2 separate regions of the Homo sapiens genome follow, and region 1 is linked to region 2. A link is a loop called in an ENCODE intact Hi-C map of the cell type or tissue named here. Cell type or tissue: PC-9. All regions are shown on one strand. Links, peaks and the distances in the headings refer to the core of each region. The heading gives the core; the rest is flanking DNA.

Region 1 (12,119 bases), core at 2,406-10,405, 82 kb after region 2:
TTAAATGTTCCACCTTCCTTCAGCTCCCAATTTAAAGTGCATTATGTTTCCCAAGGCAACCCCAAGATTTTCCAGGCCTCTGGTTTACTGAGGGGAGAAGCAAGGAAAAGCCAAACTATTCTCTGTCATTTCTCAATTTATAGCCACCTGTAATCAATCATCAGATGAATGGGGATTTACAAAAACAATTGAATTAGGAAAGTACTAATCCCAACTGTCAATGGGATGAGTAAAACCCCAAACTGAAGCGAAGGAGACAGGCATGATCTTTCTGGCTCACTTTCTGCTGATGCCTGATGCGGCTCCACAACCTGAGGCTGAGCCTGCCCCAAGCCACACAGCTGGCACCCCATGAAAACCTGGCATCCCAAGCCCTCATGTGGTTTGTGACCTTTTGTTTTAAACTGCCTGCTCCACCCATTTCAAACTCCAGGTCCTGAAGAAAACATTCTCTGAGCATCTGATGGTTTCTTATTCAGAATCTACTCTCTGTCTCCCTCATCCTACACATCCATTAGCCACGAAGTCCCACTGATTTTACTTCCTGTCCCATTCATATGCACACCCACTGCCACTGCACTGATGCAGGTCCTGCCATCCCTCACCTTGCTGGGACCATCTGCCCGCCCTCAACATGTTCTCTACAGCAGCCCCGCTGTCAGCTCCATTCTCCACATGGCAACCAGCACCACAGGTCAGCCATAAGAATCTGACCTTGCTCTTTCCTGCCTAACATTCTAAGCTTTGATCACCAGACTGCTCATGGTTCACTTACCACCACCCTGCACACACACACACCTGCTGGATCATGACTTTGCCCTTCCTTTGGCCACTCCCCAGGCATTCCCAGGCTTCACTTGGATAATATTCACTTCCCAAGATGTGGATAAGGTTGCATCTCTTAGAAACCTTCTCAAACGCATCACCCTGGTTCAAACATATCTTCTTACTCTGCTCATAATTTCCCATGTAATTTTGAAATTATTTGATGACATCTCCTTCCTAAGCTCTCAGATCCTAGACAGTGGGATTGCCCCTTCCTGACCCCATACTTGGAACACAATAGGTATTCAAGAAATCTGTGTTGAATGGGAGTGATAAGCCTCACTTCTCCCTAAAATCAGTTTTCTTGGTATTGATCTCTTGACTTGCTTCATTTCCTGTCTTGACAATGGTGTAGACTGTTTCCTCTAAGGGTGCTTGCCCTGGTGTATTCATAAGCAACCTGCTCAATGCTCACCAGCTACTCCTCGGAAATCTCTCAGTGGTCCTGGAGTCCATCCCTGGGATCTCTCAGTGGCCTCTCTGTAGTTTTAAGAAGAATTTTCAATGAGGACTTAATTCCGGAATGATTTTGAAAGTAGGTGTGGGCAGTGGCTCACACCTGTAATCCCAGCACTCTGAGAGACTGAGGTGGGCAGAACACCTGAGGCCAGGAGGTTGAGACCAACCGGGTCAACATGATGAAACCCCCGTTTGTACTAAAAATACAAAAATAAATTAGCCTGGCATGGTGGCACATGCCTGTGGTCCCAGCTACTCAGGAGGCTGAGGCTGGAGGATCACTTGAACCTGGGAGGTGGAGGTTGCAGTGAGCCGAGATTGCACCACTGCACTCCAGCTTGGGCGACAGAGTAAGACTCTGAAAAAAAAAAAGGAGCTAGGTGTGTTGAACTGAGTACATAATCACTACTACATTAAAAAACTGCTCCAGAATAAAGCCAGAGGAACAAGGATGACATGAAAAATGTTGTAGTCCTATGGCACTTTGTAGCTACAAAGGTTTGTCTTATTTGGGAAAATTTAGTAGCTCTTGTGCCCAGCAGTCATAAATTAGTATCTTTTCTGAGTGCTGGCTTATTGTTACATCAACTAGGGAGCTTTTAGCTGATGCCCAGGTACAATCTCAAAGGTTCTGATTTAATCAGCCTAGGTAAAGCCTAGAGTATTGGTGTCTTCTAGAAAGCCCCCAAGGGATATTTTGAGCATCCAGAATTAGGAAAGGTTGCTCTACAATGAGCTTCTCCTCATTGGTGGTGACACCCCTGACTCTGTCTTCCCAGCCAAAGCAAGTTCCTTTTCACTGCGCCCCTAATGACTGTGGACTTTACAAAAGCTTAGGTGATCTCTCTTGAGAATAGCTTCCAGTGATTCTTCAACTTGGGATTTCACTATGCAGAAAATGTGTTGAAAAGAGAAAAAGAAAACACTGCAAAGGGATCACATTTATGATTCTGTAACAGGTAATTTAAGCAGTGGTACACATACATGTGTAAATATATACCCAATGCAAATATAACATGTTATACACCTGTCTCTGTGGAATGCAGTGTGGCACAACAGAGACTGCTGTACTGTGAGCTGCCGAAGTGACACACTTTGAACTTTATGTCTTACTTAGGAAAGCCTGGAGATCGATCTTCATAAATTTAGGTGAGAGGACGTCTGTAGATTGAGGGCCCTGCCTGAAGGACAGGCTCTTCCATTATGCACAGCTTTTTTTTTTTCTCATTTTAAAGTATTCTTCTTGTCTTCCTGAAGCAAGACCAACCATCACTGAGGAGATGAAAAGACTTGACAAACATCAGCCTTGGGACTAAAACTTAAAAAAAAATCAGTCTTTCAATTCTTTCATGCCTGGTACATCGATGGACAAATTCACAATTTCTATGCTTGAATTTCTGTTGATCCTTAAATAACATCCACCTTGAGAAAGAGGCCAACAGAGAGTAAGCCAGGGTGTTAGAGACGTACTTCCTATTCATTAGGAGACTGTAGATTATATGACTTCGTGTTTGCAAAGCAAGTAAAATAGTGCCTCGCATGTACTTATAACACTATACAAGTGTTAAACAAAAACAGGATAAATGTAGTAGAATGCTGCTACTTTTGCTTCCTTATATCATTTCTTCTGGGTAACAGCCCACTCCCCAATCAATGAGATTCCAGTGGGGCCAGAAATTCTAAAGTCCGCTACCCGAAACTTTCCTGGAGAGAGCAAGGCCTCCAGTAGCAGGATCATGGTGGGACTTTTACCTTTCCAGAACATCTGCTTCCTTCATCCTTCCTCCATTAAAAAATTTAACAATTACATTTGACAACTGCTTTGGCATAAAGATAAATAAAAATTCAAGCTGAATTTATTATTATATATTTGTTACTATATCAATTTTTTCTTTTGACTTTAAAGGAAACTTAAAACATTTTCATGGGTCCCTAAAAGTACCATGGGCCCCAAGCACAGTGCTTCATGGGTAAGTTGGCCCCATCCAACAGTCCCATTGAACAGGCCTTGACTTTGCCAGCTCTTTTCCTTTCCAGAACAAGATGGGAGTGTTTTATTTTGTTTTGTTTTGTTTTTGAGATTTGGGAGAAGGCAGATTTCATGAGCAATTGTAATTCAAATTCAAAGCACTCAACAAGTTCTTATTAAGCATCATTATGTTTGTGTGTGTGCATGCATTACTCATTATACTTACACACATACACACACACGCATGGACATACAGATGCATGAACACATGTGCAAACAGGCATGCACATGCACACACACACGCACGGACACACACACACGCACACACACATTCTTAAATTGGTCTTGGATGGTAGGAGTTTGCAATCTGGTTGATACGTCCATAATTTATCCATATCCCAAATGTTTTCCTACAAAGAGCCAGACATTAAATGAATTCTAGTCCAAGGCTATGTAATTACAGTTCTTCAATTGTAAGCAACTAAGTTAGACTCTGCCTAACTTAGTTGTTTTTTTTTTTTGTAAGGAATTTGGTGGAAAGATACTGGAGAACTCTCAAAATGAAGAAAAAGCATCATTATCATTTTTCTTAAAGATGCTATATTGTGTTTTGTAAGCCAGAGTGAGAAATTTGGATTTAATTACAATGTGAAAGGAAGCCATTGGATGGATTTAAAGGAGGGTAGTGGTGTGATCTGATTTATATTTGCAAATAATGTTTCCAGCTGCTGTATGGAGAATAGCTTGTAGATGTGTTGGAAGAAATCAGGATGATAAGTGAGGAGATATTTCATGGACCGGAGAAAAGATGGGGCCCTTGCTAGTGGGAAAATGTGCATATGGAGAGGCATAGACAGAGGCACAACATATTTTTAAGGTTAAGGAAGTCATCAAGGGATAACTCTTAGGTTTTTGGCTCCTTGGCTTTGCATTTGACCAACTAGGTATATAGTCATGCTACTTACTAAGAAAAAATTAAAAAACTGGAAAAGAAACATGTTTAAGAGTGGCATCAAAATTCTTGCTGTGGCAGTTTCAGTTATCAGCCATATATCCATGTGGAGATGACAGACAAGTCGGGAGTGGTCTCTGAATTTGGAGTTTCAGGGAGGGATCAGGGCTGGGGATATCTACTTTCAATGTTTATATAAAAATGATATTTAACATGATGAGTCTGAAAACATTACTCAGTTAAAGATGCTGATAGAGGAGAAGAGCGTTGGCTGAAGCTCTGAGGTGGCACTTCAACATTTAAGGTCAATTAGAGGAGGGTAGATGAGTGGGGAGTGTGGTGTCACAGAAACTCAGAGAAGGAGTGTCACACAAAGATGTATAACATCCTGCTGAGATATAAAGTGAAGAGAGAGGACACTATGGATTTGGTGGCATAAGCGTTCTTGGTGACTAGAGATATAGGGGGAATAGAAGTCTTGTTGGAATGAGTTGTGGGAAGAATAAGAAAGAGTCTACTAAGAAAAATGGGGACTGAGAATGGGATGTTAACTGGAGGGAATGTCTGAATTCAGGCTGCTAGAATAAGCTACCATAGATGGTGGCTTATAAACAGTAGAAACTGATTTATCATAGTTTTGGAGTCTGAAAGTCCAACATCAGGATGCTGGCATGGTCCAGTTCTGGTGAGGGCCCTGCAGACTGTGGGTTTCTTTTGTATCTTCAACTGCTGTTACTAGGGTGAGAGAGATCTCTGGGGTCTTTTTCTTTATAAGGGCACTAATCTGATGCATAAGGGCTCCACCCTCATGACAATTACTTCCTAACAACTCCATCTTCTAATACCATCACATTGGTGGTGAGGATTTAAATGTATACATTTTCGGAGGACACAAACATTTAGGACCTAACAGGGATGTAGCCTCCAGGCAAGAATCATTTAAAGTTGCATGTTTGTCTGCTGACAGCAGGAATACAGTATACAGAAAGAATCTGATGATTTAGCCAAGGCAGGAGCCAAGTCTTTGAAAAGACAAGAGTGCATGAGAGCTGGGTGCAAAATTGGAACAGTCACCTTCTCATTAGACTGCGAACTTTTTTTTGTTTGTTTATTTTGAGAGTCTTGCTTTGTTGCCAAGGCTGGAGTGCGGTGGTATAATCTCGGCTCACTATAACCTCTGCCTCTTGGATGCAAGCGATTCTCCTGCCTCAGCCTCCTGAGTAGCTGGGACTACAGGCACACACCATTATGCTTGGCTAATTTTTGTATTATTAGTACAGATGGGGTTTTGCCACATTGTTCAGGCTGGTCTCAAACGCCCAACCTCAAGTGATCTGCCTGCCTTGGCCTCCCAAAGTGCTGGGATTACAGGCATGAACCACTGTGCCCGGTGGAGAATGCGAACTTTATCCTTTATCAAGAGATAGAGGACAGAGAACAAGCAGGTCAGTAAATATGGTGGAGAAGAGGTGAAAAAGCTCCTGGCTGATTGCTTACTTTCTCAGCAATGAGGCACAGCCATCAGCCGAGGGTGAGAGTTGCAAGGATGTAGAAGATAGGACAGAAGGGTGAGAAATCGTTGCTTGGGAGAGCCTAAACATGAAGAGGAAAGGGAAACCCAAGGAGGGCTGCCTGGCATGATTGAGTGTCCATTTTAGATTTAACAATATGAAATTTAGAAGACCAGTCAGCATAGTTGGGTTTTTGTCCAGCAATGTTTAGCTGCACTGGGGCAAAAGTCTTGGCCGCTATTATGAATGATAATACTAGCTGGCATGTATTTAATGCTTATTAGGTGTCAGACACTTTCTGAAGCACTTTAGAAGTCTTATTTGTTTCTTACAACTGCTTTATGATGTATGTGCTATTATTATAGGTGAGGAAAATGAAATAGGGACAGCTTGAAAGGGCTGGGGCCTGTTGCAGATCCTGGCAATTAGACTCAAAAGACCACATAATTCACGCCTTATGGGCTGTTACTAGGACAGATGAGTCAATGGTATATAAAGCATCTAGCACAGTGCCCTGCCCATAGGAGGCATTCAATGAAAATGCCTCCTATGGGCATTCATAAATACTGCTATTTATGAATAGCAATAATTAGGAAATGATATTATCTACCACATAGAGTTTTTATAAAGTTTAAGAAAGATGAAATCCGTGAAATTCTGAGCTTAGCACCTGGAACTTAATAAATGTCGGTGCGTTTCTTTTCTGTACTTCTCCCACCAACCTACGTAATATTCTGACATCTAAGTCCTTAGTCATTTATGATTGCTGAGAACTGTGTTGCCATGGGAGACCACTAGGTGGCGCCACCAAAGAGCAAGCTTGTTCCATTTACCTTCAGATTTAACTCAGATACAGGTGGGCGAGCAGAAGCTGGACCTTGACAACCAAAAGAAGAATTGTCATAAATAAATAAACAGATGGATAGAGAGAGGGATAGGGTTGCATTTAAAGCATATATTTGGGTAAGCAAATAAAACAAAGAGCATGTATATCCAAAGAGACTCTGTTAATTAGATAGGCAGGCGACAAGGGCCAATGCAAATTTCCTGTGCTTGCAAGCTAAATAAAACAGAAATCTTGCCTACTTTCTCAAAACCAAGCTATACTCCCAAACTGTTAAATCCATGCATCAGACAAAATTTCTAACGGTGGCATGGGCATATGTCTCTCTATTTCCTTTTCCTGCCTCCAGCACAGGTAATGGAGACTTCAGCCCAGCCCACCCTATAATTTGATAGCTATCTCTCTCTAGCTGCCAACCCCATCCAAGATCAACAAATGAAAACACCTAGTGTTCCAAGCAATGCTGCCTCATCCGGAGACAATCCCAGGTATCCTTCTTTGTGCAACACTTACATTCCAGGAGGTTCTCTCTGAATGACAAAGGTCAGAAACAGAAAAGCATGCTTTTCTTATCTCTCTTTTCCTAGGAGCAGTGATATAATGCGATTGAAATCTCTTGCCTGTTTATTGTATCATCATCCATAGCTGTATGGCTCTACGATATTCTGGAAAAGGTATAGATACAGTTAAAATAAAAATCCATCCCACCACATTATCATGGCCTTGGGGTACATTTTCCAAGATCCACCCTCCCCATCCCTAGGCATCTTTCTATTGCTTCCTGGATCGCCCCACTAAGGACATATGTATCTGCTTGTAGCCAGTGCAACTGAGCTCCCCAAACACAGATTCCCATGAAAACTGAACAAAAGAGGAGGGAGAGGCAGAGCATGTTAAATGTCTCATTAGGCCTTCTGTCTGATTCTCATTAGATTCGCTGACTGCTTCTCATTAGGCCCATTGCCTCAACTTCTTTCAGGCCCTGAATATGTAGGCCAGTGCTTATTGTCATGGTTGGTCGAGAAGATCCATTTCATTTATTCATAAATTGAATGTGGCTTCTGAAAAGTCCCAGGCATTTCTTTTGGCAAAGTGAAGGCAGGCGTATTGTTGTTATTTGCTATTTTTTGAGCAATCCTAAGCAGGGTGGGCAGAAGAAATAATTTAAAAGACCCAGCACGAAAATTTCAAACACTGCTGCAGAACTGGAGCACTGGGAGACACATTGTTGCAGCCAAGAGGCCAGCATCATATGCAGACATCTGCAATGGGACATCATGGGCACAATCACAAATACCACCAGGTTCAGAGAGGAACTGCTATGGCTCTAACAAGATGCCCACTGGGCAGGCTATGGAAGACAAGAGCTATCAGGGACATCAGTAAGTTGCAACTCCTGTCCTCCCTGCTGTTTGAAAACATGTACCCAGTGTTTTGAATTAAGAACCAAATAATCACATAGAAAAGTTACTGTACAGTAAAATATTCTACAAATTATGGGTATAATACATTACCCTTGTGGAAAAAAAAAAATAACTGGCATCTCAATATTCTTCTCATTGAAACAAGTAACTGATCCCTTCCCCTGGGAAGAAAGCTCCCAAGATATGGCAGGAAGTTAATGGAACTTAGAGACAATATGTTTATTGTGACATCGGTGGACTTGGCCCTGAAGAATCACACAAAATACATATCTGCAATGGAAAAAGTAAACATTGATGAGCATTTGCCCAAAAAATGGCAAGCAACTGCGTACTTCCTATGCTGTCTCTTTGCCATTGTTTGCTGTCTTTGCTTGAGTTTCTCTCCTGGGTGCATGTGATGTGCGCCTAACATGACTTTCAGAGTCATCTGGTGCCTAGAATCAGAGAGATGATTTTCATAAGGAATTATTTTTTTAATTTTCCCGGACAGTAAAGTTTGAGTGAGGAGATTTAGTACCCTTTAGAAAGCCAGTGTTTCCCCCTCAGCTGAAGGTATGCTCTGTGTTTGATACAGACCTATCGAAGCAAGTCAGGCTGCCCAAGAAACACTTTTCTGAAATTGAATGTTAATATTAGATTGGAAACTTTCTTCCTGCCCCATCCCCCCACCCATGAGGGATAAAAGAGGTGTCTCCATATAAAGTCTTCTCCATCAGGAAGAAATGCGGGTATTCCCCAAGGAAGGAGAAGGGCCATGACTCACTGAGGAGGTCCAGGGTGTGGTTTCTTTCAGACAAGCTCCAGCTGTTCCAAAAGCTGGAAAGACATGGCAACTTCTCCTTTGTGGGTTTTGTTCAAGTTTGCAATGTCCCATTTTGAGGTAGCACTGGAATCCTCTTTTTACTCTGTGCTGTGGGAAGAATTTCCATGTGGGTACATGACTGTTATCAATGAGGTTACCTATGTTTAGGTTTGTTGCCTTTATATCAGGCTATGTGGTCAGCCTTATAAGGACCTATGTGAAGATCAGGGCATAGAACTTGCTGTTAGGAAAGGGCATGGTCATTCCAAAGATGCTTCTATGCTGATTTCCCTCACCCCCAATACTGACTTCTAAGCCAGTTTCCCCATCCTTGGTGACTAGCCCTCAACCTTGTGTAAGTACTCCCATTTTGGGGAACTTGACCTCCGAGCATTCCAGGAAATGTGTATCCCAGACTGCAACGTTCATTCACAACATTCCCAAACAAAACTTGTTTTTCTCCCAGTTGGCTTGCAGAATATACTGTTTTGTGAAGCCCTCCTAAGATGTATTGATAAATATCTGAAAGAGACATGCTTATTGATGTCTGTGAGACATGACTGTGGAGATGACATAAAAATTTTGGCTCCAAAGCTTTTCAGTAAAAAGCCCAGTTCAGAGACAGGCTGTAACAATGGGCTGAAAATGATCTTGGCCTTTCAAGCGCTTTATCCTATCCAAAGTTTCAGCAAGAGAACCTGATCTCCCAGAAAGTATTGCTTTTATTGCCAACCATAGAGAATCACTGACAAAACTAATTAAAGAATTTGAACCTCATTTCCTCTTTCATTAGCTGACCCTCAACCAGGGGCTGGACTCCAAACAAAGGCACTCTGAGCCAACAAGATATAGAATGTGAGCCTCTCACCAGAGTAAAGAGGGCTGCATGCTCTCATTCTCCTCTTTGAAAGAGCTACTTGAGTGCAAAATACCTTGCCCTTTTTTTTATAATGGAAAAAGCTTTGGGTTGCCATCAGAAATAATGAAGTTTGAAGTTCCTGAAAGTTATTCATTTATTGGACTTGACTTTCCACCCTTCCCTTGAATTCCAGGAGCCAGGTCAAGACAGTGAGTTCTCATGGAAAATTAAGTACTTTTGCAAAGGTGCTTAAAGAAATATGCTTGTTTCAGGTTTCAGGCTCTCAAGGGGATGGTGGTCATTGATTTCCAGGCTTAAGACAACGATAAAGACTTCCAGATATGAATGAGCTTATATGGAATTCAGCCAGTCTACCTGAAAGGCCTGTTGTAAAATACTTGGTTCTGTCTTGGATACTCACCCTTCTCCTTCTTGACTTTTTTTCTTCCGCATTTTAAGATTGCATCATTTGGCAGTCATTGCAATGATTACATAGAATGGCATTTATTGATTGAATACCTTGGCAGATTGAAGAATAACTATCTGAAGATTGTGAAATGATTTCTGTAAGTTACATGATTATCCACTGAAGTGATGGGCTCTATCACAACATATATCTTTGTTAGTTGGTTATGAAGCTGACATAAATTTAAAGAAGAAGGGCCTCAGAGAGGTTTCTGGAAAAAATTTTCATTTTATTAATATGGAAAAATCTTAAGCTTAGAGATTCAGTTTTTTTTTTAAATTGAGTGGAAACAAATCCTATTTTATTTTAAAAATATATTTTATTTCCATTTTAACTTTGATGACAATAAAACACAGATTTTGATAGAAGAGTCATCATTCAAAAACAAAGGATGGGTCTCCTTTCTCAAGTGGCACCCTGACTACTTAATATTACACTACTGATTGGTCTGCATGATCCTGTTTGATCAAGTGAGATGGCCCTCACTGAACAGGCTTTTCCAAAAGCATTTTACAACAAGTCGAGGCCTCCTTAATCCAGAGTAAAGCTAGGGATATACAAGAGTGGCAAAATGTAAACAAGGGGAGACCCAAGAATATACTCAGCACGGGAGCTCATGACTTCCTCTCTGACTCTGGCCAAGAGTATTGTTCCTGCTGTGTGCACGCCTTAGAATATCACCCAGGGAACCGGATGCAATGCTTTGGCACTTCATCTAATTTCTCTGCTCTGGAGACCTAGTCACCAATGCCAGATAGATTCCCTTGCAAGTGATCAAATACTTACTTGACTTTGAACTTTTGGTGAAAGATTTAATGTGGGATAATCAATGAGTGAAACTACACTATGCAATCCCACAAATATGCAAAAAACAAGAAAAAGAAAGGGGAAATTAACATTCTTGGATTATTTGACCATGAAAGCATGGAATTTGCTTTAAGTAAAAGCTTCTATGACAATGGAATCTTGAAGGAATTACAACTGAAATCCAAAAAAAAAAAAAAAAAAAAGAATTAAATGGTCTTATGTATTTTTTTTAAATCGTTGTGTTCAATTGTGCTATGTAGAATCCACAGTTTTCTCTTCCCTTAACAAAATCTTGGGTGTATTCCATAACTTCCTGGTCACATTTGGTAATTAAAACTTAGTGTGGCTTAATTTAAACCCTTAATTGCATATCCAATTTAAAGCTAGAGCTGTGACTCTGGCTGCTTAGAAAGAGGGTGGGGGGCAAAATCTGGCTGTGGAGCAATGCTATCCTCCCCCTCCCGTAGACCCAGCTTTTCTGGGGAGCCTGAAGGAGGGCTGGGGGATGCACAGAAATCCTTTCTTAAATGGCCACTTGCCTGTGGGAGGGAGGCGCCCCTGGGCACTGTTCTGATTCTTCCTGGTTCCATTTTCCTCTAGGAGTTTCCATGCAAGTGCTGTATGTGTTTTTAAGCTTTCTTCCACCCCACGCTCCTGAACGCAGCCTTGTCTGCCATCAGCCCTGGGAGGGCATCTCAGGTCTCCACTCGGTGGAGCCTGGAGGAACCTCCTGGCTCCAGCACCTCCTCTCACATCCGGGTTTCTTTTAGTGGGGCCAATGAAAGGTCACAGTCTGATTTCATGTCCTCTCAGCACAGAAGAAAACTAGGTGGGTTGGGGATCACCCTCTCTTTCCCCGGGAATTGCTACCACAGTCCCTCCAAGTCAACACTCATGCCTTGGGAAATTCCTAGACTGAAAGCAGGCCACAGCTTGCGTGTTCCTCTCTGCCTGTATCGCACCTCAAGGCTCCACATCTTCCATGGAGACATCTTGAGTCTGCCAGCTCTGGAAGCTTGGGAGGCCTCTCGGTGGGGAGTGAGATGCCAGTTTCCCTGTATTGCAAGTCCCCCCAGTCACTATAAATGACGCTGCTGGAGGGCAAATGCGCCCTTCCCTGGGTCTGTTTCATGCACACCTCTCCTGCCCTCTTCTCTTGACTGGGGAGGACCTGGCAGGATGCAGTGGTGCTTGTTGGCAG
Region 2 (12,119 bases), core at 1,736-9,735:
AATAAAATAGAATTTGATACATGCATTGAATCAATGATTACTAATGTTTCCCATCGCACCCTGTTTTTTTGGTTCTCTCTCCACCATTGTATATTGGGCATGTTGGGTACCTTGTGAGAACTGCACATCACCCATTAATCTTAAACTTGAAGTGGGGTGAAACCATCAAATGAGATTTTACTTTTTCTTTCTGGAGACTGAGTGAGTATATTATATATGTCATATATGGATGTGGGACACTCTCTCTCTCTCTCTCTCTACATACACACACACACACACACACACACACACACACACAGATATACATATTAGCACTAGAATTGTATATGAATGTTAGGCAGCCAAGAGATTAACCGCAGTGGGTGGTTGCTATTTGTTTCTCCATCACCTGTTTCTTCTTCTTTCAGTACCAGACCTAATATTTTGTATGGGATCTACTTCTTCTCAGTCCACACAGTCTAGGTATGGGTCCACTTACAGCTCTAGAAATGAAGTGCATGATGTAGTCCTAAGTCATTCTGATTGCAGTGGTTGATTGAAGGATGGGTATGAATGGAGCAAGTCCAGTTAAAGTGAATCCCAGGATGTGGACCATGTTAGGAAAGACTCTCACTAGTTACTACTAGATTTTAACCTGGCATTAGGTAGCTCATGAGCTTCTGACATCTTGTGAGGATGAAGGAGGAGTCTTTTTGAGAATGAAGCCAATACAGATGAAAAGAGATAAACTGAATCCTGATAACATCATGTGGGTAATAGCATCCTATCATAACTGAATCTAGGTCTACACTTGAATACTTCTCTTTCTGAATCAGTAAGCTGACATTTTAATTACATTCTACTATCTGGTGTTTGATTTTTCAATTACTTAAAAAACAACTTTATGTATGTGCATGTGTTTGTATGTATGTGTACAGAAAAGACAAAGACATGCTACTGGCACTTTTTGAGGGTCAGACTGTGTAGGCTTTAACATTTATTATTCATTTGTTTCTTTATACACACAGATATTATACTTTAAAAATGTCCATACATGAAGCTATTGACAAAGCCTTATGGAGTCTGGAGTAGTTACAGAATTAGAAACACATGATTGATTGACCATAACTAAGAGTGCAGAATGTCGGAATCTATTGGTTCAAGTAAATAAGGAGTCATAAAAAACACTGTAGATAAAAGAGGGCCCCAGGAACTGAATATGTTAAGTAATCTTCTCGTCTGACAAAGTAGCCTGGGAATGTCCAACACAGCAATAAGCTATTATTCAACAGACCCAGTGAGGGACATCAGGAGTTCCTCAATCATACAATGTAGATTTCTTTTCCTCTGGGTTGAGAAGCATTAGCTCCCCATGGGGGAAGACTTTGGACAAAAATTCATGACTGTCAACTCTAGTAAACTTTTTTTGTATCTTCGACTCTTCTAATCATTATAAAATGACCTTACAATGTTTTCTATAATTGAAAAATACTATGTAATTCCCTTTAGAAGAAGGAGCAGTTCTTGGTTTTATTACCCATCTTACCCACAGTTTCTACCATACATAAGTTAGGGTAGTAGGTTACTCTTATAAAAATATTTCCTCAAATTTAGAGGCTCAAAGAACAAGAAGTTAATTTTTCTCTAGAAGTTCAAGATGAGAGGTCAAGGTCTCTGGGATGTACGCAGCCACCCAGATTCCTCTCCTTTTGTGACCACATCATCCTTTAGGGCCTTGCCATCATCTGCATGGTAGAGACTGAGTTACAGACATACCCAGGATCTAGGCTGCAGGAGGAGAGAAGAAGCCAGTTGTCTCAGTTCAAGCTGCTATAACAACAACAACAAAAACAAACTTGGTGGCTTATAAACAACAAACATGTTTCTCACAGTATTGGAGACTGAGACATCCAAGAACAAGGCACTGGCAGATTTGGCCTTTGGCGAGGGCCCTCTTCATGGTTTGCAGATGGCCACCTTCTTGCTGGGTCCTCAGATGGTAGAGAGAAGAACCTCTGGCATCCCTTTCTCCTCTCACAAGGGCACTAATCTTAGAATGAGGGCTCTGCTCTCATGACCTCATCTAATCCTAATTATCTCTCAAAGGCTCCATCTCTTAATACCATCACATTGGGGGTTAGGACTTCACCATATATATTTTGGCTGGATACAATCATTCAGTTCATAATACTCATCCACATCCTGAAGGCCTAGATATAGGAGGGCAGGCACTTTCCATTGGAGAAAACCCAGTTAGAGGATCACTACATGGAGAGGTGGGAAATGTTTCCTAGCCATGAGCCTAGAGGCAGGAGAATAAAATTGGGTGGAAAATAAGTCTCTTCATCTCCTCATACCCCCCTGAAAAGGGTCTTTGGTAAAAAGGGGAAAATAGGCCAGTCGCGGTGGTTCACACCTGTAATCCCAGCACTTTGGGAGGCCAAGGCGGGCGGATCACGAGGTCAGGAGTTTGAGACCAGCCTGACCAACATGGTGAAACCCTGTCTCTACTAAAAATACAAACATTAGCCGGGCATGGTGGCGTGTGCTTGTAATCCCAGCTACTCAGGAGGCTGAGGTAGGAGAATCACTTGAACCCGGGAGGCAGAGGTTGCAGTGAGCCAAGATTGTGCCACTGCACTCCAGTCTGGGCGACAGAGCGAGACTCTGTCTCAAAAAAAAAAAAAAAAAAGGTTTGGGGGATATAGAAAAATCTGTTAGTCTATTACAGCCCCAAAGCTATGATGATAAGAGGAAAGTCAAGTTAGCATGGGAATAATCTACTTGTTTTAGAGACATTACCTTCTATCAGACCTTATAACCATTCTCCAGGTTGAAATGCAATGGAACCCACTGAGTGAGACCAGAATTCTGGAAGATGATCGAAATAAAAGGATAGAACAAGGAGGGAGGGGAGAGAGAATGTATTCCTTGGTGCCCATCCTAGCTTTAGAAATCTTTGTTTATGACTGAAATTCCATTCTTAGTGGTTCATTTCTTTGGTATTCAAATACTCAAACAGCCAGAGTTCCTTAGAGTCTAAATTCCACAAGACAGGGTAATACTTTTAATCTCTTATATCACTGTTTTATACAAATATGCTTATGTCATTGTCAGAAGGATCTGGTATCTGTGGGACTCTGAATAGATGGAAAAGTTCCCTCACAAGTGGTGATGAGAGAAAAGTTACCTCACAAGTGGTGATGAGAGAAAAGTTACCTGACACACTCTGGCTTATTTCACAGGCATGGAGCGCCATCCACTTAGCTGCTGGGGTTTTCCTGAGTTTTATCTTTCCTCTCTACTCATTCTAAGTGTTCTTTCTGGATGAGCTCACTGAATCACATGCCTTTAACCACCTGCTAGCCACAGATAACTCACACATTTATTTCTGTAGCCCTGACCTCTCCTCAGGCTTCCACTCATTTGCTCAGGGACTACCAGATATCTCTACCTGCATGTCCCACGGACACTTCAAACTCACTCTGTCTAACACTCTACTCATCTTTCCCTAAAAGTAAGCTTCCTCCTGGATTGTCTGTTATTTGTTGGTGCCAGCATCCACCCAATTATCTCAACCAGGCACTGGGAAATTACCTTTGAATCAACCATCTTCACCATTTTCTGTTTAATCACTCAGAAAGTCCTATTCATTTTACCTCCTAAATGACCCCAAACGGGGGGTTCTTAATATATTGTTTATGATCCTGTATACAGAAGTGTTGTAACGACTGATTGACAGGTTTCCTCATCCTAGCTTTGCTCCTTCCTCATTGCCCCCACTCCAATACATTTCAGATTGTTGCTAATAAAATACACAGAACTCCAACCCAAGGTTTCTTAATTTATCTTTTATGATCCTGTATACAGAAGTATTATAATAACTGATTGACAGGTCTCCTTGTTCTAGTTTCCTCCTTCCCCACTGCCCCCACCCCACTACATTTTTAGATTGTTGCTAGAAGGACCTACCTGACCATCTAACTTACTTGTGTAATACTTTTCCACAACTCCCAATTACCTGACAAAGTCCTACATGTTCAGAACACAGCCAGGCCTTTCACAGCCTGACTCCTCCTGATTCTTCACATGCATCTCCCAGAGCTCCTTTAACAGCCCTTCTGCACCTTCCCTTCTAGCATTAGCTCCAATTGCCTGAACACATCTTGCTGATCCAGTGTGTGGCTCATGCTTCTTTCTTCCTCCATAGTTTTTATCATGGTGTTGCCTCCTTTTCTTTTATAACTCAGCCTGGGAGCACCTTCTCGGAGGTATCTTTCTTGACTACCTTCTTCCACCTCCTCTACTTGGTTAAAGGCCCCTCTGAGTGCTTCCATAGTCCCCTATACATTCCAGAATTATTTCTCCACTTATGACCTTGTGTTGAAGTCATTTATATTTCTAGCTCACTGGTTAGATTGTCATTTTCTCATAGAAGGAACCATATCTCGGTCTCTTCTTTCCTAAGTGCCTAGATATGGCATATATGATGCCCATGATAAATATTTCTCCCGTTGAATTGGCTTCTTCTGTGAGGAAAGTATGCCCTGTGCAGGACAAATGACAATTATGAGTGAGATTAACAAGAATATCACCAGAAGCCCTGGAAAGTTCAATATCTGCTATCACCTGACCTGTACCTGCTGATATTGCCAAAAAGAAAGGGCTGAAGGAGAGGGTGGGACTTCTCCAGGAATGACTGAAAAATGCACCCCCAACTCAGCCCATTTGGAAGCGAGGTGGTCCAGCTACTTCCTGTTGGCATGTGGTCATGTCAGAGCCTCAGACATGAATTGGGCTTCAGTTTTATTGTTGTTTGTCAGTTGGTTGGTTTTATTTCTTCTTTCTCTTTCATTATTCTTTGTCTAAACAGGAAAATCATCCTCCCAAATTGTTGATTGGCAGATCTTCTATTTGTCAATGTATCTCTAGATCCCCAGATGAAAGAGAAAGGATGGACTACCTTTAGATATTATCAGAGAGCAAAGGAGACACAGCATGAGAGAATGTAGCCAAGAGATAAATAAAAATAAAATGAAAGATAAGCAAGTTTAAGGTTTAAATACTTAATACCTTGTTTTCTGAAAGCCTCAGAAGGAAAAGAAAAGAACAAAATGCCAAGCGTGTTCATTTGGATGGTAATTAAATTGCAGTCCCATTGCTGTGATTAGTATTCCTGTGCTATGCTCACTTTAAGGAAGTGGACAGGTTGGTGTTGGCCCTGAGGGTAATTGTTTCTGGGTCAGGTACTGTTAGCTCCACACTCTATGCCTGTATCTCCCATCACAGGTTGGATGTTATTGGCACCTTCCTGCATTTGCCAGTGCTCTAGGGATACAGATGGAAATGTGTTAGTATAAATCAAAAATATTCATATTGTAAGAATCACTTTAATAGGTGCTTGTAAGGTGAAAATTCTGGTTTTAAATTAAATTTTATTTTATTTATTTATTTTTTTACAAAATAATATATTATTTGGAAGCGAGGTGAATAAATTTGTATGTGGACTATAGGGGCCTTTTAAAAACAAAGAAGCACAGGTCCCTGAACCTTGTGTTTTCAAAATCCAAAGTTGCTGCACTCCGCCAGGGTGGAAAGGTCCTAGTGAGAGGGAATAGCAAGGGTTCTGAAATAAAACCTCCATGGAGGTAGAGAGAGGCTGGGGGCCATGTGCACCTTCGTACTGAAGCAGGTCATCAGGGTGCTCAGATCTCACCTAGGTGAAGCAGGCGGCACTGGGAGACCAGGCTTAGTGTAGGCTGGAATACTCTTCACCTCGAAGAACTCCTGGAGCTAGGTCAGGACTCTAAACTTTCTCCAGTGGCAAAGAAGAGCCCAGTAAGCAAGAACAGCACAATCAGATGCCTCGGCTTTTCCCAGCTGTCATCTCCTGCAGAGGCCTTTGTCTGCTTCCAAAGCTACCAACCCCCGGGGGTGGTGGCTGTAACCTCCTGCTTTTCGTGGGCCTCAGCTCGAAAGTGAGGTTGCCCACTGCACTTTGAGAGGTTTGTGTGGGTGTGTGCATGTATGAGCATGCAAGGAAAGGCTCTAGACTGGAGCTGAGGACAATCTCACAATAGGGAGGTGGCAGTTCCAGCCATTTATTTAGAACATTAAAATTAAATATTGCCATCTTTTTCTCTCTACCCTGGAGAAGTTGCATATATCCATAACATGAATATAAATCGTAGTGAAGTCAGTTAAGTTGCAGATTCAAAAGAGACACCAGTGTTCCTATATTAACTCAGATGTGTTAGAAAGGAAAAAAATGTATCTTCCCGTATTTGTCACCCCCTGGATTGTTTCCATGGTTATCCAATGCTATGAGGAGAGACACTTGGTTTTTACTCCAGGGTTTAGAGGGGTGAGGAGTTCCTTAATGATTAAGCTTAGCATTCTTCCAAATCGGACTATGTCTTCTAGTGACCCCTTTTGGGCTTAGTAAAGTATTTGTCACCTATCCCAGAGTTTCTGTAAAATTGATCAGGAAAGAGGTGATGTTGTTTCACCTGGCTTCCCTGGTGGTAGGAGCACCAGCACTCCAAGTCCTAATTTCAGGAAACTCTTTGGCTCTTTGCCTGTGCTTTTTAAGACCTGGGTGCTTCTGAAGAGAACACCTTCCTTCTTCATTAGGTGGCTCTTGCAGTCTGCCTCATATTCACGCCTCAGGAGTCAGAGAGCTTGACTCATGGGGCAGGGTTCTTAGTCCTTGCCAAGGAGACAGAGACAGCAGCCTTGGGCAAAACTGACATCACATGCATACTTTAAAAGGAAGCAAAAAACACAAGGTTTCTTTACTGAGAGTGTAGAAATCAACAATGACTGTAGCTTCTCTTGAAAGAATCCACTGGTATATTTCACTTCATCCAAAATAGAGCAAAATTCAAGGAGAGGCCACATGAGCTTTGGGTTAGTAAATTGAAAGGTGCCCTTGACAGTTGCCTCGAGTTGGAGTTAGTAACTTTCTCATAATGGTGAGTGGAGTTTTACCTTGCAATAAGTGCCACACATAGCTGACTTGCCTTCAGACATATTTCTTTACAGGCCTCTATCTTTCCCCTCTTTGCCCCGGTGGTATTTCCTGCCCTTTGGCTGTTTTACACAGGCATGGGCAATACCAAGTAATTACTAATAGGAGATTTGCCCTCTGAGCTGTCTTGAAAGTGCCCAGCTCTTAGCTACTGGACAGACCCTTTGGTAGAAGGCCATTTTGTATGTGCTTCTGGGAAGATTAGAAAGCTGAGATGGGTGGAGAGGTAGACATCAAGGCCAGCGCTTTCAAGATTCAGTTGGAGCCTCTATAAAATAGAAATTGAGGGAGACTCCTTAGCCTATAAATGTGAAGAAAGAGGAGAAAGAGATGAGCAGTGTTTTGTCCTGGGTGTGCACCCTGTGGAGATTTTGTATAGGAACTTAGGCCCCTTGGTTCCCTACCTGGTTTTAAAAGCATTGCAGTTACTTGGCAAGTTACCATCAGAGAACATCATAGAATTGTCTGCTATTTATGTTGAAGATATTACATGCAGGAGACATTTATTCTGAAAAAATGCCTTTTGAGAATCAGAAAAAACAAGGGCATTTAGCAGTTTTGACAAGAATTCTAGCTCACATAGTGATTTTTGGCTTGGTCATTGATAATCATTAACCATGGTTTTGCACCATTTACCCATTCAGAGCACAAAGCTCTTAGGTAGAGAGTCAATAATCAACGTTGAAATTGAAACATGTTCTGTTACCTTAATTCAAGGAGACAGAAAATAATTTTCAGAATTTCTGGCTTGAGAATAAATTCACAGGCCCCTAAATCTTCTCTCCTCTAAGGAAAAAGCACTGACTGGTCAAGGTTCTTCTTGGGGACCACCAGATTCCCCAGGCCTGCAATTTTCTCTAGTCCATCAATATTGCCTACATCCTTGGCAAAAATATGGTATTTGGTGTTTCAGATCCCATTCTAAGTTATCTTCTCTGCTTTTCTAAATGAGTGCTTCTCATTCTTCTAGTCTTTATTTCTTTAGTGTCAGTTGAGTCATCCTGGAGGCCGTGGATCTTGATCTCCATGAACTGTGAATAGAAACATTTCCCTGCTGATGATAAACTTCCTCATTTGATACTGTGGTCTGAATGTTTGTGTCCCCCACAAATTCATATATTAACAGGCAGGAACTTTGCAAGGTGATTTGATCATGAGGGCAGAGTTCTCTCATGAATGGGATTAGTGCCCTTATAAAAGAGGTCTGAGGGAGCTTATTTGCCCCTTCTACCAGTTGAGGTCACATAGAAAGCAGTATCTATAAGGAACTGGCCCTCACCAGCCACTAAATCTGGTGGTGCCTTGAATTTGGACTTTCCAGCCTCCAGAACTGTGAGCAATAAATTTCTATTGTTTATATGTTATCCAGTGTTAAATATTTTGTTAAAGCACCCCAAACTGACTAAGACATTTTATCTTCAGCCAAGGTGGCCTGGATCTTTCAATTACGTGTGTGTGTGTGTGTGTGTGTGTGTGTGTAGTGGCATGATCTCAGTTTACTGCAACCTCTGCCTCCCCAGCTCAAGTGATCCCCCCACCTCAGCTTCCAAATAGCTGGGACCACAGGCATGCACCAGCATGCACCACTATGCTCAGATAATTTTTGTATTTTTAGTAGAGATGGGGCATTGCCAGGTTGCCCCACCCAGCTGGTCTCAAACTCCTGAGCTCAAGCGATCTGCCTGTCTTGGCCTCTGAAGGTGCTGGGATTACAGGCATGAGCCACTATGCCCAGACTCAATTTTCTATATTAGACCCTACAGGAAGATGCTCCAGGACTGGCTTGGATGATTAGCCCATCAGTCATCAGCATGGATCCAAGGACCTCAGCTCTCTCCTTCAACTAGGTATCCATTACAAGACACTCTTAAACATGGAGGACTATCTCTGGGGCTCAGATTTACAGTGTGCATAACGTACAGGCCATGAAACTAATAATTTAATGCTCAGATGGAGTGAACAAAGGAAGAAAACATAGGCAGTGCTTGTTATTAATTCTGTATCATCAGTACTTTAGTAAAGTCAAGGTGAACTTTCTTCATTCACAGATTGTAAGATGCTTTCATGTCATTATGTGTAACTATAGCACATTTATTTTTATGCTATATAATCTATCACAAATATCATGATGTATTCATTCTCTAGTCATATGGATATTGTGTTGCTATGAAGATTCTTGTACATGACTCCCAGTGTACCACATGTAAGTTTCTCCAAGTCTGGTGTATACACCTAAAGCTTTTTGCAGTCTCTGTTTTTAGAAGGAAGAGAGCTATAGCAGGCCACAGCTTGCAGAGCTTAATTAATGATATCTCTGGGTTATAATAGCCCCTGACTAACCCTTGGAATAAAATTTACTTTTCTTAAGCAAATCCTGACTTTCTATTTTTATGAGAATTTTCTATACTTTCTGACAGTAGTCAAAAGCTAAAATTCACACTGAAAATGGTTTCTTATCTTATGGGATGAACCCACATGATATTCCCCCATGTAAAGACTGGTTTCTGCATGACTCTTTCAATTTGAATTGTTTCAGGGAAAGGAATGGTCTTGTCTGACTTGCTTTTTAATATGCCTAATAGAATACAATCACAATGAATTCATCCTCCTCAGTTGTCCACATGTATATCATCTTCCCAGAGATAACTATTGTGACAAACCTTGGCATTCTTTCAGCTTTTTGAGATATTAGCTCTATTTAATTTTAAGTGGTATTATTCCCTATTCTGCAGAGCCGCTCAGATAAAGCTCAATAGGTGTTCTCTTCATCACAGAACAACTCTTTTGGGCTTGGTGGTTTACATGAGTCTGGAGAAACCCCAGTTGAGAGCAGGGAGGAGAAAGTAGCTGAACCGGATACCAAGATAAGAAAACTGGACCAGCTTCCAATCCCATCCAAAATGATGTATTCACAATACAAATTTATGGAACCTCAGCAGAGTCACGAATCATACTCAAGCCAAAAGCACTGGTTAAGGTGTCATTTAAAATTTCTTGCCAGTCATGATGGCTCATGCCTGCAATTCCAACAATTTGGGAGGCTGAGATGGGGGGACTGCTTGAGTCCAGGAGTTTGAGACCAGCCTGGGCAACATGGCGAAACTCCATCTCTACAAAAAATCCAAGAATTATCCAGGCATGGTGGCACATGCCTGTAATCCTAGCTACTTAGGAGGCCAAGGTGGGAGGATTGCTTGAGCCAGGAGTTTGAGGTTGCAGTGAACTATGATCCCATGATCACGCCACTGCACTCCAGCCTGGGTGACAGAGCAAGTTCCTGTTTAAAAAAAAAAAATCCCACTCCACTGCTCATTCTGCTAATTAAGAACTTACTACTGATGCTGAGTAAATACTACCTAATACAGCTTGATTCTTCCCAAACAGGACCATCCATGTTACTCAATATTTCAATAGTAGTAATCAAGCCTTATTCTTCTTAGCTTATAATGGAAATCATAGAAACTAACTCTTGAGAATTGGGTAAGATTGTCTTTGTATTGGACTCTTTGTTTGGTGTTATTCAGTGAAACATCCACAAAATTTCTTCCTTAATGGAGAAATGTTACTAGATTCATAGATACTAGATCAGAGGATTTCCTAAAATTGCTGCTGGAAACCAGAAGATTGTTAAAGAGCAAAGATAAAAACTTAGAATAAAGTAATAAGATAGTTTCTAGATTCAAGTAGTTTGCTTTGTGTAATGGACCAAATGTTTGTATCACCCCAAAATTTATATGTTGAAGCCCTAATCTCCAATGTACCGGTATTTGGAGATGGGGTCATGAAGGTCAGTCCCTCATGGTGAGATTAGTGTGTTTATAATAAGAGACACCAGAAAACTTTCCAGTTTTGTCTCTACCATGTGAACAAACAGTGAGAAGACAGCCAGCCTCAGCCAGGAAGGGAACCCTGACCAGGAACTGAATCAGCTGGCATCTTGATCTTGGATTTCCCAGCCTCCAGAACTGTGAGAAATAAATGTCTATTCTTTAAGCCACCCAGTGTATGGTAATTTGTTATGGCAGCCCAACCAGACAAATACACTTTGGTTTGTTTTTCAGTCTTTCCATCAAGGCCAAATATTAGTTTGAGGTAAATTCCAAGTTGTGAAGACTGATTCATTTAATAGAGCTGCCAGGGCTCTTGTAAACCTGAATGTTCCTGCTATCTCTGACAGTATAACTGTTTAGACATTGCCTTTAAGGGGATCATGTTCAAAATCTCAATATGGGAAACATATTTTGTGACTGGAAAATAGTGTCTCAAAGACTATAAAAAGTATTATTTAAAAACTTGTATATGTGGCATGGCAAATTAACCAATCTCACATAGTCTAAGATATGCAAAGGAAAATGTAGCTACTTAGCATTCCCTAAGGTATCTGATCTCGTTTGTGAGTGCTACCCACTCAATCATGGGAAAATAAAGATAAAATAAATTGATTTAAATTATTATTTTGAGATGTCTTAATCTTTTGGTGAAAACATAGTCATGTGGATTTCCTTTCTCTTGTCTTGCCTTGCTCTTGTGTGGTACATGAATATAGGTATCACTGAGTGGTGGGAAAAGGGGAGTCAGAACTATACAATATCCTCTGCATGCTTGCTGAGGTCTTTCCTGTGGAGGACATGATTCTTGTATTGATGCTTGCTATGATAACCAACCAACCAGAACCAGGCTTGTTCTTGTCTTAGCATTAAACACTTTGCATACCAGGAAATACTTCAGACCTGGGAAAACTTAGTTGGTCACCGAAATTGACTGTTGAGGGGCATATAGTCATATCTAACCTTTTGGGACAACATAAAAGACCACTGAATTAAGTCCTGGCTATTTGCTTCTAGTCATGATGTCCCTGCAATATATGAGCCTCTTGGTTCTGAGCTCAGGCATCTTTCAGTCCACTGACCCTTTTGGAGCCTCCATGTAACACCACTAAAATGGGATATAGAAATGTCTGTGTTTCCTGCATATCATTCAAAATTTGTGAGAAGTTAGAATCATTGCCTGAGCTCGTATGTTTGTAGTTAATTTATTTAGTCTTTTTATGTCTTTAGATACCTTTATTTGTCTTTACTCATACATGAGAGTTTAGGTATAAAATTCTAGT

The links. A loop is a pair of places that touch in the nucleus more often than their neighbours do. Peaks named below come from ENCODE experiments on the same cell type or tissue, not always from the same donor. Only the 100,000 strongest peaks of a DNase experiment are listed, where the experiment ranks them.
Region 1: it touches region 2 in a loop (8-fold over the local background); 3 of 110 quality-filtered maps call a loop at or near these places.

What each region holds. Positions count from the first base shown.
Region 1 is chr7:40,996,723-41,008,841 of GRCh38, forward strand. It overlaps a transcript of SUGCT not described here. Among named protein-coding and RNA genes, the nearest start is that of LINC01450, 23 kb to the left of the region's middle. RefSeq lists an enhancer at 9,490-10,689. In PC-9, for the core only: CTCF peaks have their summits at 6,504 (motif pointing right) and 6,705; DNase peaks (open chromatin) are centred at 7,029 and 10,119; H3K27ac peaks cover 3,890 bases.
Region 2 is chr7:40,915,808-40,927,926 of GRCh38, forward strand. It overlaps a transcript of SUGCT not described here. Among named protein-coding and RNA genes, the nearest start is that of LINC01450, 58 kb to the right of the region's middle. In PC-9, for the core only: no CTCF peak of the experiment used is centred there; DNase peaks (open chromatin) are centred at 3,074 and 6,684; H3K4me3 peaks cover 1,011 bases; H3K27ac peaks cover 4,751 bases.